Linked DNA regions of Mus musculus: regions 2, 3 and 4 are each linked to region 1. The links are chromatin contacts, found by Hi-C in ENCODE. All regions are on one chromosome and are shown on one strand. The core of a region is the stretch at or near the end of the contact, and the rest is flanking DNA. Distances in the headings are between cores, read along the strand shown. Region 1 overlaps Spata7 (spermatogenesis associated 7). Region 2 has its middle 98 kb from the start of Immp2l. Region 3 has its middle 170 kb from the start of Gm40418. Region 4 has its middle 21 kb from the start of Arl4a.

Evidence for each region. A loop is a pair of places that touch in the nucleus more often than their neighbours do.
Region 2: a map of T-helper 17 cell shows a loop between it and region 1 (9-fold over the local background). The contact joins two enhancer-like sites. A Hi-C loop is called at or near these places in 2 of 37 maps with a recorded cell type or tissue (T-helper 1 cell and T-helper 17 cell).
Region 3: a map of T-helper 1 cell shows a loop between it and region 1 (15-fold over the local background). The contact joins two enhancer-like sites. A Hi-C loop is called at or near these places in 2 of 37 maps with a recorded cell type or tissue (T-helper 1 cell and T-helper 17 cell).
Region 4: a map of T-helper 17 cell shows a loop between it and region 1 (12-fold over the local background). The contact joins two enhancer-like sites. A Hi-C loop is called at or near these places in 2 of 37 maps with a recorded cell type or tissue (T-helper 1 cell and T-helper 17 cell).

Annotation. Positions count from the first base shown.
Region 1 is chr12:98,667,218-98,670,407 of GRCm38, forward strand. Spata7 (spermatogenesis associated 7) reads left to right here. Exons shown (of 11, transcript NM_001289572.1): 10 at 1,615-1,672; 11 at 1,885-2,602. The coding sequence ends at 2,454. Among named protein-coding and RNA genes, the nearest start is that of Spata7, 41 kb to the left of the region's middle. Within about 2 kb of position 1,425, at least 1 of the 3 ENCODE cell types and tissues checked has a DNase peak (open chromatin) inside an H3K27ac peak, as active enhancers do.
Region 2 is chr12:40,924,610-40,927,937 of GRCm38, forward strand. No RefSeq gene overlaps it. Among named protein-coding and RNA genes, the nearest start is that of Immp2l, 98 kb to the right of the region's middle. Within about 2 kb of position 1,653, at least 1 of the 3 ENCODE cell types and tissues checked has a DNase peak (open chromatin) inside an H3K27ac peak, as active enhancers do.
Region 3 is chr12:49,948,400-49,951,542 of GRCm38, forward strand. No RefSeq gene overlaps it. Among named protein-coding and RNA genes, the nearest start is that of Gm40418, 170 kb to the right of the region's middle. Within about 2 kb of position 1,427, at least 1 of the 3 ENCODE cell types and tissues checked has a DNase peak (open chromatin) inside an H3K27ac peak, as active enhancers do.
Region 4 is chr12:40,015,278-40,018,467 of GRCm38, forward strand. No RefSeq gene overlaps it. Among named protein-coding and RNA genes, the nearest start is that of Arl4a, 21 kb to the right of the region's middle. Within about 2 kb of position 1,812, at least 3 of the 3 ENCODE cell types and tissues checked have a DNase peak (open chromatin) inside an H3K27ac peak, as active enhancers do.

The sequences.
Region 1 (3,190 bases), core at 175-2,674:
AAAGATCAAGTGACCACAGGTGTGTGGATTCATTTCTGGGTCTTCAGTTCTATTCCATTGATCTACCTGTCTGTCGCTGTACCAGTACCATGCAGTTTTTAATCACAGTTGCTCTATAGCACAGCTTGAGGTCAGGCATGGTGATTCCACCAGAGGTTCTTTTATTGTTGAGACAAAACTAGTAACTTTTAAGAACTGCATAAGGAGTTTTTAAGTTTCAAGGTGAAACAGTTTAGAGAGCCACTTCCCAGCAGCACCAATAGGTGGAACCCTACTGGACTACACATTTTACAGGGTTAAAATGGTAACTTTTATGTTTTTTAATACAACCCCAAAATTTGCATATCATTTACATGTTTCCTTAAATGTTTATATTTCCTCTTTAAGATTTAGCACTGGTTCATAAGACCAAACATAAAACCAGACTGAGAAAGAAACTAAATGGTGCAAGATGGAGTTCTTCACACTGAAAGGTGTTCAACCTTTCAGTTGATCTCATCTAGTTGATGAGAAAATGCGTGTGTTTGTGTGTTTGTGTGTGTGTGTGTGTGTGTGTGTGTGTATTTATACCAAAATAATGTGTGTATGTGTGTGTGTATTTATACCAAAATAATATGTATTATTTAATCCCAGCTTGAGGAAATATATAAGCATATAACAATGTCCGGGTGTGCAATTCCAGAATGTTAGCAGTAGCTGTAGAGTAGGATACAAGTTTCTGGATCTCTAAACATGATAGGACAACCCAGGCCTCCTGGGTTACTGCATGTGTTAACGAGTATGAATGATGGTGGCCAAGGAAATTAGTTGTTTCCAGGAGACTTGTGAATAGTAAGAGTGGTACTGGGCCTGCTGTAGAAAGAATGTATTCCCTGAAGCTGGTCACTTCTCTGAAGGGATCGTGACCTTTGCTTCTCAGGTAAATTTTCTGAAGGGGCTGTAACCTCAGGGGAGAGGAAACTCATCCTAGAGATGTAATCTCTCACCTTTACCATGGCTCTCACTGGTCTTCATACCCTGGCTTTAGCAGGAAGAGAGGGCCAGGCATGGTAGCACACGCCTTTAATCCCAGCAAGGAGGCAGATCTCTGAATGCCAGGGCTGCATAAGAGACCGTGGCTGGGGTGAGTGGAGGCAGACTATTGTATATGTTTAGCATAAAGCCCTGGCATCCACTTGGAGGCTGTTTTGTAGGCTTGGCGTCCATGGAGAGTATTCTTTAGGAGCAAGGTTAACAGCTCTGTGAGAGCATTTTCTGTAGGGTTGGTGAAGGGCGCAGGGAGCTTTTAGTGTCTGTGTGTCTAATGGGGAGAGAGATTTGCAGGCAGTTCTATCCTTCACCTAAAACAGTCACAGAAACATAAGTAGTACGTAATCCTTCTGATAGACTGGCGTCTGTTATCTAACGTAAAAACAAATGCGTAACAGAAGCCAGGCTGCCTGCCAGGTTAGAGCACGTGACAGAGCAGGAAGGATTTGTTTCTAGCTTCACAGGGAAAACCATTCATCTGAAAACTACTTTGCAGCCTTTGTCGGTTTTTATGTTATGTAACTATTTTACATTTAGTAGGTTATCTGAGTTTAAGATACTAATATTTTTCTTTATCATTTGTAGGTTTCTAGAGCGACTGTTTGAGCGACATATAAAGAAAAATAAACATCATTTGGAGGAGGTTGGTCTTTCTTTGGAATTTAATGTTTTTCTATTCTCTAAAAGAATATGTTTTATTTAAAATAGGCACTTTCTGCCTTGTGCTTTTTATGAGGGGAAAGGGGCAGGACTGGGAGAGTGTGATCATGAGACTAGCAGCGCTGCAGATAGAGTTCAGTTTTAATAGTGTAGCGAATGTAACGACCCTCAGAATTGCTTTCCCCCCAATTCTAGGGAAAGATGCGCTACCTGCTGCATGGGCTGAAGGTTGACTTAGGCTGCATATCTGAGGAAGACCCAGCAAAGCAAAAACATTTCAGAATGTTGAATCAACTTCATTTTCAAAAGGCTCTGATTTCAAGAGAAAATGAGTTTGTAAGTGATGAAGAAACAGTGAGTCACCACGAGCGCCAGCAGTACCAGGAGGCCCTGGACATGCTGTCGGCTGTGCCGAAGGACGAAAACAAGATGTTCTCTTTACCGGGCGAATTTTTAATACCCGCCCATAAAGTCAAGCATTCAGAGGGTGTTATAATTCAACAGGTCAATGACGAAACAGATAATGAAGCCTCACCCTGGAATGAAAACAATCCAAGTGTTTCTGATAGTGTAATAGACCAGGAAACCTCTGTGGATGTCATTGAAGGTGACAGTGACTTTGAAAGGGCTGAGACTTCCAGGGAACTCTGTTGTCTGAGCACATCACTGTCCCCATCTGGTCCATTCCCCAGCATCAATGGTGGCAGTAATCATGGTAAGGAATTATCGACTCTACGAATCATGGGAATGAGCATTGAAGACTGACCTCTGGATCTACATTAATAAACACTCCATGTGGCCAGTAACTCAATATTACTTTTCTTCTTTTTTTTTGTCCCCTTTTACATATTAAGATTTCTGTAATTTCAATGCTATGTAATAAATTACCACAATTTTAGTGTCTTGAAACACCACATATTTATTATTGCTCTCATATTGCTATGGTTCAAGAATTGAAACACAGAGTGATGGGGTCAAAAGCTACAGTCCAGGTGGTATTCAGGGCTGTGATGGCATCAGGAGGCTCGACTGGGGGAGAAACTGCTTCCATGCTACAGTTGCCAGCAGAATTCCTTTTCTTGCACCATAGATCTGCGAGTTTCATCTGGTCTTGGCTGGCTGGCGGACAGATGGCTACTTGCCATCTCCTGCCATGTGCATGCTCCCTAAGCAGGTCACAGCTTGGCAAAGGAGAACCACAGAGACTGCTAGCAAGGCAGGTAACTCTTGGTGAGAAGCAGGACAGTCACGGGTCTCTTGCAGTCTTAGGGGTGAGGGGATGATACACAAGAGCGCAGATGCAAGGCTGGGGACCCCTGTGTTACCTGAGGCTTCATCCACCACTTCTAAAGTCATTTTTCAGAACATGTTTGGTCTAACACAGTGACCTCATGGGAACTGACAATGGTTTATAATCTGGGACGGTGTTTACATCTTATAACGTACAGGGGCTTGAGGGTTAGGAGACTCTTGTCTCAAACAAAAACCACAAACCACACAA
Region 2 (3,328 bases), core at 403-2,902, about 58 Mb before region 1:
GAGGTCCTAAAAATTCAATTCCCAACAACCACATGAAGGTTCACAACCATCTGTACAGCTACAGTGTACTCATATACATAAAATAAAATAAATAAATCTTTTTTAAAAAAATACAAACCTCCCTCTAAACAATAAAAGCTTTATCTTCCTCATCATATGCTGACCTCTTGAAGCCTGCCATGGAGGCAGCTCACATTCAAGAACAGAAAAGCTTGCTTTAATTAATTGCTTGCTTTAGTTAATTTGGCCATGATGATTTGGGTTGATTTTCTTTCCCCTCGAGTTTGTAGGATGACAGATGCCGGGGCTCACTGGCCAGTCAGTCTTGCCTATTGGTAGGTTCTAGGTCAATGATAGATCTTATCTCAAAACAAACAAACAAACAAACAAATAAATTAGTATGTAAATGAAATCTCAATTGTATCAGCAGTCTTTGCAGCCATTCAAGTGAGCATCTCCATGGACCCCATTAGGTAAAATCTATGTGTTTTCAGGGGTTATTAATAGCCTCTTATAAGCTAGGACACTAAGACACCATTCATGATGCCAGACTCCACAAATATACTGTAAACTCCTAGTGCTTCTGTTTATCAAAGACAAATAATGGGTTGCTGGGTTACTGACACTTGTCTTATCAGCCGCCATTACTCAGATACTACCATTCTAAATATCACACAATCTACTGGGAAGCTTGTGGTAGCCAATCTGAAGAGGCAGGGGTCTTATACTCTGTGTCAGCTACTTTACATAATTCCCAAGGTGTGACTTTGATAACTACTGCTCTCCTACTCCTTCCAGTCTATCATATTTATACAGAGGAACCAGTCTTCTGGGGATCATCAGTTTACCTGCAAGGCATGATATGGTGGTCAAGGACTCAGGTTCTGCAGGGAAACCTGGAATCCTGAACCATCCTGATGTCTTCTCTAGACCCTCTTTCCACTTTGCCCAAGGAGATTCATATTTATGGACTGTCAGCTAGGGTTTTGTTTTTTTTTTTCCTGTCCACTGCCTTCAGGTTGTGTCAATGGGAGGTATTTGTAAGAAATCAGATGACAATGACAAATTGCTCAAACAATATAGTCTGTCATTCTCTGGTCCCTTGGGCAGTAGTTTGGCAGTGTCTTCTCTCCTCTACCTAAAACTCCAGCTCAGTAGCATATGGTTCCTCTCATGACTGCAGGTCCCTCCCTGATCTAGTGAGTGTCCTTTCATTTGTCCCTAAGGTCTCTGGGGGATATGGCTCCACGTTCCTAGCCCTGTGTGCTTCCCTGCCCCTTGCTGCTATTACTTACTCTTGCCCACGTCGTAACAAAGAAACACCTCCTTCAGGAAGCTCTCACAGCTGCTGTGTTTTAATGTGCCAAACAGTCCTGGCCAGGTCCTATCTGACAAACTTGAGTGTGCCAACAGCCTTTGATCATGGGTGAGAGAATCAACTTCTTTAAGCCTCGGTAGTCTCATAGGTGAAATAAAGATAAGGATGGCTACCTCAGAGAGTGTCAAGGAAGAATAATGATTTGAATCAATGCACACTTTAACAGTGGTATGCAATAAACTCTTAAAGGTAGTGTCTCCCTGCTTAAAATAAAGGGAACTAAATGTCTGAAAACCAATTGCTCCATCTGGGTAAAATGCTCCACCAAGTCCTTTTCTAAAATGTACTTTTTGTTCCAAAGAAAAAGAGTTATTTTGAGATACTTGTTAAACTATGGTTTTGGGATGTACCCACTAATTGTTAGTGGTTGCAGATGAGGCTATCCCAATGGTCCTCACCTACTGAGAGATGTTCCCATTCAAGCATCTTTCATCTATTCTTTAATGTCTCTGCAATTTTCTAATGTGATATAGACTCTGCTTTCTAGTTTCCTAGATATAGAATATTTTACATAACACAAGCAGAGAACTTTTCACCACAGAACCAGTAATATTTTTGGAAATAAAAGTCTATCTATAAATCTACATAGACATTTTAATTGTTTCTTATTATACAAAGTTTACACAGTGATCTCCTTGGTGGGATAAGAATTTCAAGGCAAGATATTAAAGAAGACATGTACTCTTTAGAAGAGAATGCTTATAGAGTCCAGAAAAGGATGAAATTACAAAGCACTGTGGGAAATCCTTCCATAGTTTGGTCCATGGAGATCTTTTTTAAGAAGTGGGAAACAGATGCACAGAGCAAGTAGGAAACAGAACTTCCAATGTCACCTTTTCAGATACCAGATGAAGAATCTATTTTAACAGCTGGCAGTATTGCCACTGACTTAGACAAGCTGTGAAGGATCCCTTTCAGAGTGAAGATGAGGCCCTGAGGGTGTTATCTGCAATAAGACTGAACTGCTCCCAAAGAGAAATAACAGAAATGTGGCAATGAGGTGGAGATGGTTGGGGGAGGAAAGGTACAGATGGAGTATACAAAAAGAATGGAAGCCATGACAAGTTACGAGAGCCAGATACAGACACACAAACACACAGAGACACACAGGGACACACACACACACACACACACACACACACACACACACACACACACACACAGAGAGAGAGAGAGAGAGAGAGAGAGAGAGAGAGAGAGAGAGAAGCTCTCATGGCTCATACACATGATTATAGATTGTCCATTTGCTATGATTTAGATTTGTGCTTTTCTTGGTCTTCGATTAAAAAAAAACATACCCGCCCCCAATTCCTTATCTGTATTATTTCCTCAAGAAGAAGAAGAGACAGTAGTCAACATCTGGGGCAGTGCACAGCAAAGTACAGGAGGGATGATGGTTCATTTTAGATGTCACTTTGGCTGGACTGAGAGACACCCAGATTAGCAGGGAAAGCAAGCATTCTGGGAAAGCAACATTTCTGAGAGTGTTTCTGGAAGGGGTTAAAATTTAAATGAGTGAAGTGGCACACTTCTGGCCCTGTGAAGTGGAGTCAGGCACAGTTCATTGGCTGAGAGATGACAGAAATGCGGCGATCTGGGCTCTCCAACCTTTGACCTGTGCTGCATCAGGACCTGTGTTCCTAAGACCATCAGACTTGACTGAAGCAACTCTTAACAATGTTCCTAAAACTGCAATGTGCATTTGGTGTACAGGGAGCTTGTTAGCCTCCACAACTGTGATTCCGCAATCCATCCATTTGGTTTTGTTTCTCTAGGAAACCCTGACAATTACATAGGATCGGATGCTATGAATCGGGAGGACAGTAGAAGGAGGAACTCCGAACACACGTCTACAGGAGCATGAGCTCTCAAAACTCTGTGAAAATATCAGGGAAAGCATGATGCTTTCCACAGGACAGATGACAGGGATGGATTCCAACTTTATTTTAA
Region 3 (3,143 bases), core at 177-2,676, about 49 Mb before region 1:
TACACATAAATACATCAATGGCACTAACTGCACATTTAACTTGCTGTAGTTCTTGCAAATCCCTAGCTTTGAGGTATCTATTTGAGATTTAGGACTTGGAAGGTAATACTTTATATCCAGGTGATTTCAACAACTGATGAATTAAGTCATTGGAAGAAATAAGAAATATCAAGACCTCCATTGTCTTCCAACATCTTCATTTCTGCAAATGTATTATGCATGAATGCAAGTAGTTCTTTACTTAATAGAAACATGTATTTTCAATTGTTTGAGAAATCTTAGTTGCTTGTTTCATATGTTGTTTGTACTATTACCAAATATTTGGATCTGTTAGACTTGATAAACACTCTCTTTATGATTGAAAAGCAGAAGAAAGTATCATGTATACAGAGAAAGTAAAGAATCAGGCCTACCTAAATTTTAATAATTTTGCTTCTTGACATTCTAAGAATTGCCTTTGTTCTATTCAATGCTAATTTTTATTGTACTGAGCTCTCAAAATTAGGCATCGCAGAACGAGTGTTTTATGTCTTTCTTCTTTTGACATTTTTGGAGAAAATGAAGATTGGAAATTAATTTCTACCTCTTTCCTTTCTATTCTTTTTTTGCCCATACTTTCTACCACATCCCCCAAGTAAGACCAAATATTGACTGACAGCTTGGAATTGCTAACCAAATCATCCCCTATCATATGTGTTCAATATGTTGGCTTTTCAAAAAACGTGGGATCCCAAATCTCTCATCTAATATCATTGCACAATAGACAGATTTTTTTAACCAGAGCAAATTCAAGTACGGGTTTCAGACCAGTCAAACCCAGGAGACAAGCAGGAGGCCTGTGCTTCCCCAGCCGTTCTGTCTGCATTAGCCACTCTTGCTCTGGCTCCATCGACCTGTCAGAGCCATCACAGTGATTGACTGCCCCGGCAGATGTGCTGCTATAACAGGTAACTTGATCATCCAGACCCATCTGTCTCTAAGTCCTCTTCAATTCACACTTTGAAAAATATTAGAGGTTGGGAGGGGTGGAATTCTTTGTTGTGATTTTTTTCTTTTAAAAAGTAGGCAATCTGTATTTCACAGAGAGGTTATCCTCCAGTAACTGAATGGGAATATAGTGCTTTTGAGTTCTTTATTGATATGAGCTTCTTCCAGGGTATATTACTATCAACATTTTAAATTGGCCAACAAGATCTGGGAGCTTTGAAAACCTGGTTTCCAAAACACAATCTAAAGTTAAGAAGCAAATTTTAAAGAACAACCGTGATAATAATAGAGTGATGTTTCAAAGATAAGTTTCCCGTATGAGTGAGACAGATGGGCTGGTTGTGTATAGAGAGGAAAGGAATCTCAAACAGCAAGAACAGCCCAGTGTCTTCTCTTCAGTACCTATAGCCTGGCAAATATTGTGACATCATTAAGTTGAATTGCCTATTTCAGATGGGTCTGGAATGAGAATGGGCGAGTCAAGTCAAGTGTCACTCTAATATACAGGGAATTAATGGTCCAGTGTCACAATTTCTGATAATTACGTTTTACCAAAATATTTTGCTGTGCTTGTGTGCAGAACATTTCACTCTACAAGTCAACACCAACAGTGCAACACTGGACAGGGCCTCTTCATAGCTTCTGTTAAGGGAGAATATGGTCTTGAGGAGATCAATCACTGACAGGTTTCTATTTCTCAGTAAAGTCTATTGCTGCCTAACCATCAAGGGATGAACATGGGTTGAGAATGACATCTAAGGAAAAGTACCATATCAAAGACATGGAGCACGGAAGACTGAAAGGCCACTGACAAGCAAGCGAGTGAACTGATTTTTCAAATAAAAGAAATAAATATACCAATTAGTCTCATAATGCTATTTGCAGAATCTAAAAACACAATGGAAGATAAAGATTAGATACAGAGAGTCTTTGTTTTTCAATGCTTTGGCTTGTTTCACAAGCTATCTACACTCAGACAAATTTATTTATTTATTTATGAAGTTGGGATATACCAGGACTCATTATTTTCCCAATTTCAAAATAATTTTGGAATAAATAAATTCCCCAAAGTTCTTTTTCATGGCCAAGTTATTTAAATGAGTTCTGTTCATAATTTGTCATTTTATTTACGGGCCAAATTCCATAATTTTTATGAAAATGAACAATATTTAGTCTTCACAAGTTTGGAAGAGATAGAATTCTCAGTTTTAATTTCTCAGTGAATATTCTTTCTCTTTTTCTGTGACCTCAGGGAGGTTCTATTTTGCCCTTGGTCACCCTTGAACGGTGGAGTGTGTAGTCATCATTTGTTTGGAATAAAGCTGTTGAATGTGGTGGAGTTTACTTGTTATTAATTGTGGCTGCTTCATTTTGTTTAACAAGGCACTCTGATTCTTCCACTGTCTACCTAAAGGGGAAAAGCTACATATTTGAAATGTAAATCTATCCAGAATTTAGTGGGCGTTGAGAACATGCTGGGACACTTGAAGGGACAACTGAGTCCTCATAGAAATTACTTTGAATGATGACTGTGGTGGCAAATGTTGACAATCATAGCCTGGGGTGGGGAGTGTTAAGACAGAATAACAGGTCAAAGCCAGGCTGGGCTATATAACATGATATCTTGCCTTAAAATCTTATTTCTAGCAAAATTTATCATTTTGAGATGAAAAAGTTAAAGGGGAAATGCTCAGTGTTCAGCAGTGTTCGCCTTGAAGATCGTACAGTTGCCTCTTTAAATGAAATGATTTTTTTCCTAGCCCTGCAGACTACAGGTTTCCCAAGCCACGGATTGTGGCATGCGAGTGTTCCCGATAAGGAATGAGGTTCTTTTTTAAAACTCTCAAATATTCATCTTCCACATCATGTAACTCACATTCTTAAAAAATGACTGAAGACTTTTCTTGTTTCCATGTGGTTCCTGCTTTCTAAATTCTGTTGCTTGTTTTCTCCTTGGAGTTCTAAATGTTGCTTTAACATCTTTAGGTGTGATATAGATAGATTTAGAGTGATGCAGTTAGCAAGTCTCTAGCTGTAGCTTTAAAATACATTTGAAAGCCTTCTTTTGGAAGAAAACAAGCACTCTCAGAGGAAAGTTACACTTTATTTTGGAAGCATCTCTTGCAACTTTTCTTCCCAAAGGTGTTGAATTTACT
Region 4 (3,190 bases), core at 562-3,061, about 59 Mb before region 1:
TTTTCATAGTTGATGCTCCCTCCTCTCTGATGACTTTAGTTTGTGTCAGGTTGACATAAAGGCAGCTAGCACTCCTACTGCAGGGGCTTGTTTTGCTGCAATCCGGCTATTTGATGTACAAACCAATGTTTTTAAAAGCATTTTGATTTATGGTTTTGTTCTGTTACTATAAAAAGTTCATAAAATTGTTACCTCATTGGAACATGGTAATTGGAGCAACCTGAATCTGTATTCCCAAGCAAGGGCCTCTTATATTTGGTTCCAGAATAAAGTGTCTCTTACTCCCTTTGAGTTGACAACTGTTATTTATTTACTTCATCACCTTTTATTTCTGAGATTCTTTGGTCTCCAGACCAAAGTTTGGGGTTAAGAAATGATTTACGCTGCTTAAAGTTTTTGTTGTTGTTTTGTTTTGTTTTTGTTTTTTTTTAATGAATATTTGTATTGATCTGGGCCTGAAAAAGTTTCATCTGAAATAAAAACAAAGCTGTAAGTATATATAAATTTTTAAAAATGTAAATGTTTGGATTTTTTAATGAAAATAAAAGGGGCCTGGAGGTGTAGCTCAGTGGCTACATGTGTGATAATAACTGATTTGGTCAGATTGCTCTAGGCATGCAAACTTGTTGGCTGCTAAGGTCACCTTGAAGGTGAAGTTCCTGTACTTACAGGCCAGAGAGCGGTTGCCCTCTCCTGAGACTCGACATGAACTCCAAACTCCTTTTTCTTTTCACTTCAGCTAGGATGCTTTGAAAACACAAAGTATTCATGACCTTCCTTTATGAAGATGTTATGGCGGCAGGGTAGACAATAGAAAGCAATCAAGATTAGCCTATGAGAGAAGCCAGTTGGCAAAAACTGGGGAGCCATTCCCTGCCGAGCTTCATACAGCCAGTGGTGCGTGCCCAAGAGAAGCCTGAGATTGACAGATGTTTGGGAGCTGGGCGTCGTGAAGGTGACCTATAAACGACTGTTGGCTCATGGCCCAGTGCTCTTAGGGTAAATGTCTTTCCTTCAGCTCATTAGCTTTAAGGCTGGAGAGGTATCTCAGTGGTTATAGTGTGCAGCGCTTGCAGGGGACCTAAGGGGTTCTAACACTAATGGGGGGGGGGCGAATGGCGTCATTGTGACTGCCCATGTCCAGTTCCAGAGGATCTGATACCTTCTTCTGGACTTTGTGGATACCTACACTCAGGTGTGCACATACTAATACTCAGACATAAACATGTACACATAATTTAGCTGTTCTTACTGGATTTACACTTTTGGAAGAGAGAGATCCCATTTCATACAGTTACTAGGGAAGTATCATATTGTCCAATGCCAAGATTCGCTTTGAAGAGGATTTAGAATACTGTACATAACCATTTCAAGCCTTGCAGTGTCCGGAGAAGAGAATTATAAGTCCTAATGACGGTGACTACTCCCAGTTTAGGAAGCTAAAACTCTGGGTGCCAACTCCACCCCAGTCTCCAGTTCAGCTCTCCTTTCAGACACCAACTCTTTCCTTACAGCTGCCTGTGTAGAGCAATGGCCTTTTCCCCTTCAAAACAGACTATGTGCTGTTTTAAAGATATAGCCTCACTAGTGTGGGAGTCTAGCAGCAAGCAGTTGTAAAACTGCTTTATAACGGGACCCTCACTGGGCTCAACACTTTAGATCACAGTAGACAAGCCTCCGTGAGGCAGCTTTGAAATCCCAGGGCTGTGGTCAAAGTCCCGACCTCCTGGAAGGACAAAGTGTTCTGTGTCTGTACTACAAGGGTGTGGCGTTTGTAGCTAGTAAAATAATCTGAACACAAAGACCTCTCGGTCCTGCGGGGCTCACTGCTGGACTGAGTCAGCGGAAAGCGGTGGGAAAGGAAAGTGGCTCTTAGATTTCGGAACCTCTAACGCTGCACCACCCCTCTCAGTTCCGTTCCAGCAGACAGGAAGGGGCTCTCAGCAACTAACACGTACGCACGCTCACACACTCACACTAAACAGAAGATAAGATGAGGAACACGAGCCTCCTCTTCACCTCTGACTAGACTCCTGCTTTATCTCCGAATCCTCCTTTCCAGTAAAACCACCCATCTGTCACAAACAGGGATACGAAGCCTGCTATAAATAATGGTCAACACCAGAGCCTCTGCTCTTAACAGGACTGCAAAAATCCATGGTCCTCTTTAACACAGGCTAGGTTTCTGTATATCACGAAATAATCAGATGTTCAGGTTGCTAATGTCCAACTGAAGGCTAATGTTTTGGAAACAATATATTGCTTTGTTAGACATTTTATGTGTACAAATTAATTGGAGAATTAAAAAGCTACCAGAAATGACAACCACATCCCTAACACATTCTTCCACCACAATTTAAGCTTCTAAAAAGTGTACATTCTACAAACTGTTATTCTAAATACTCTGATTTCTGCAATTAAAAGCCTCAAAGGTATGGATTTTTCACAAACTGTCCACAATATTTATATCTCTTTCATAATTATGTGTGAGAGGTGGGGTTGTTGTCACTTCTGATAGCTTTTTAATTCTCCAATTAATTTGAACACATGAAATGTCTAACAAGGCATTGTTTTGTTTCTAAAACCTTAGCCTTCCGTTGGACATTAGCAACCTAAACATCTGATTATTTCACTTAGATAATTGTTTCCAAAGAATGTGTGGAAACATTTTAACAAGGTAAAAAAAAAAGATTCTATATAAATTTATGCTCTCTCATAAATCCGTGAGGTATGGAATTCAAATCCCAAGGATTCATAGTCAGGGAAATCAATGACCAGGACGAATCAGAAACACTGTATTGATTGCCTTCCTTTAAAATATCAGCAAGCCTAGGGTTACAGGCACACTCCTTTGTTTTCACTGTGTGTCCGATTGTACACAGCACTGTGTCACACAGGACATTTTCACAGCAGAGCAGACTTCTGCTCAGCCCGTTCAACACCATCCCTTCTACCTTCCCTCCCTCCTCTCCCTCCTCCCTCTCCCTCCTCCATCTCCCTCCTCCCTCATCTTCCTGTCCTCATCATTCCCCCCTGGGCAGTTTTGCTTTCAGTTTCATGTTGTATGCACATCCGTGGTTTTATGTAGTATATAAAATCTAGGAATCACAACTGAAAGCGCAATATTGGTCATTCTGAAACTAAACACACATAATTATCTCTAGTTGCATCCATATTTCACAAATATAAT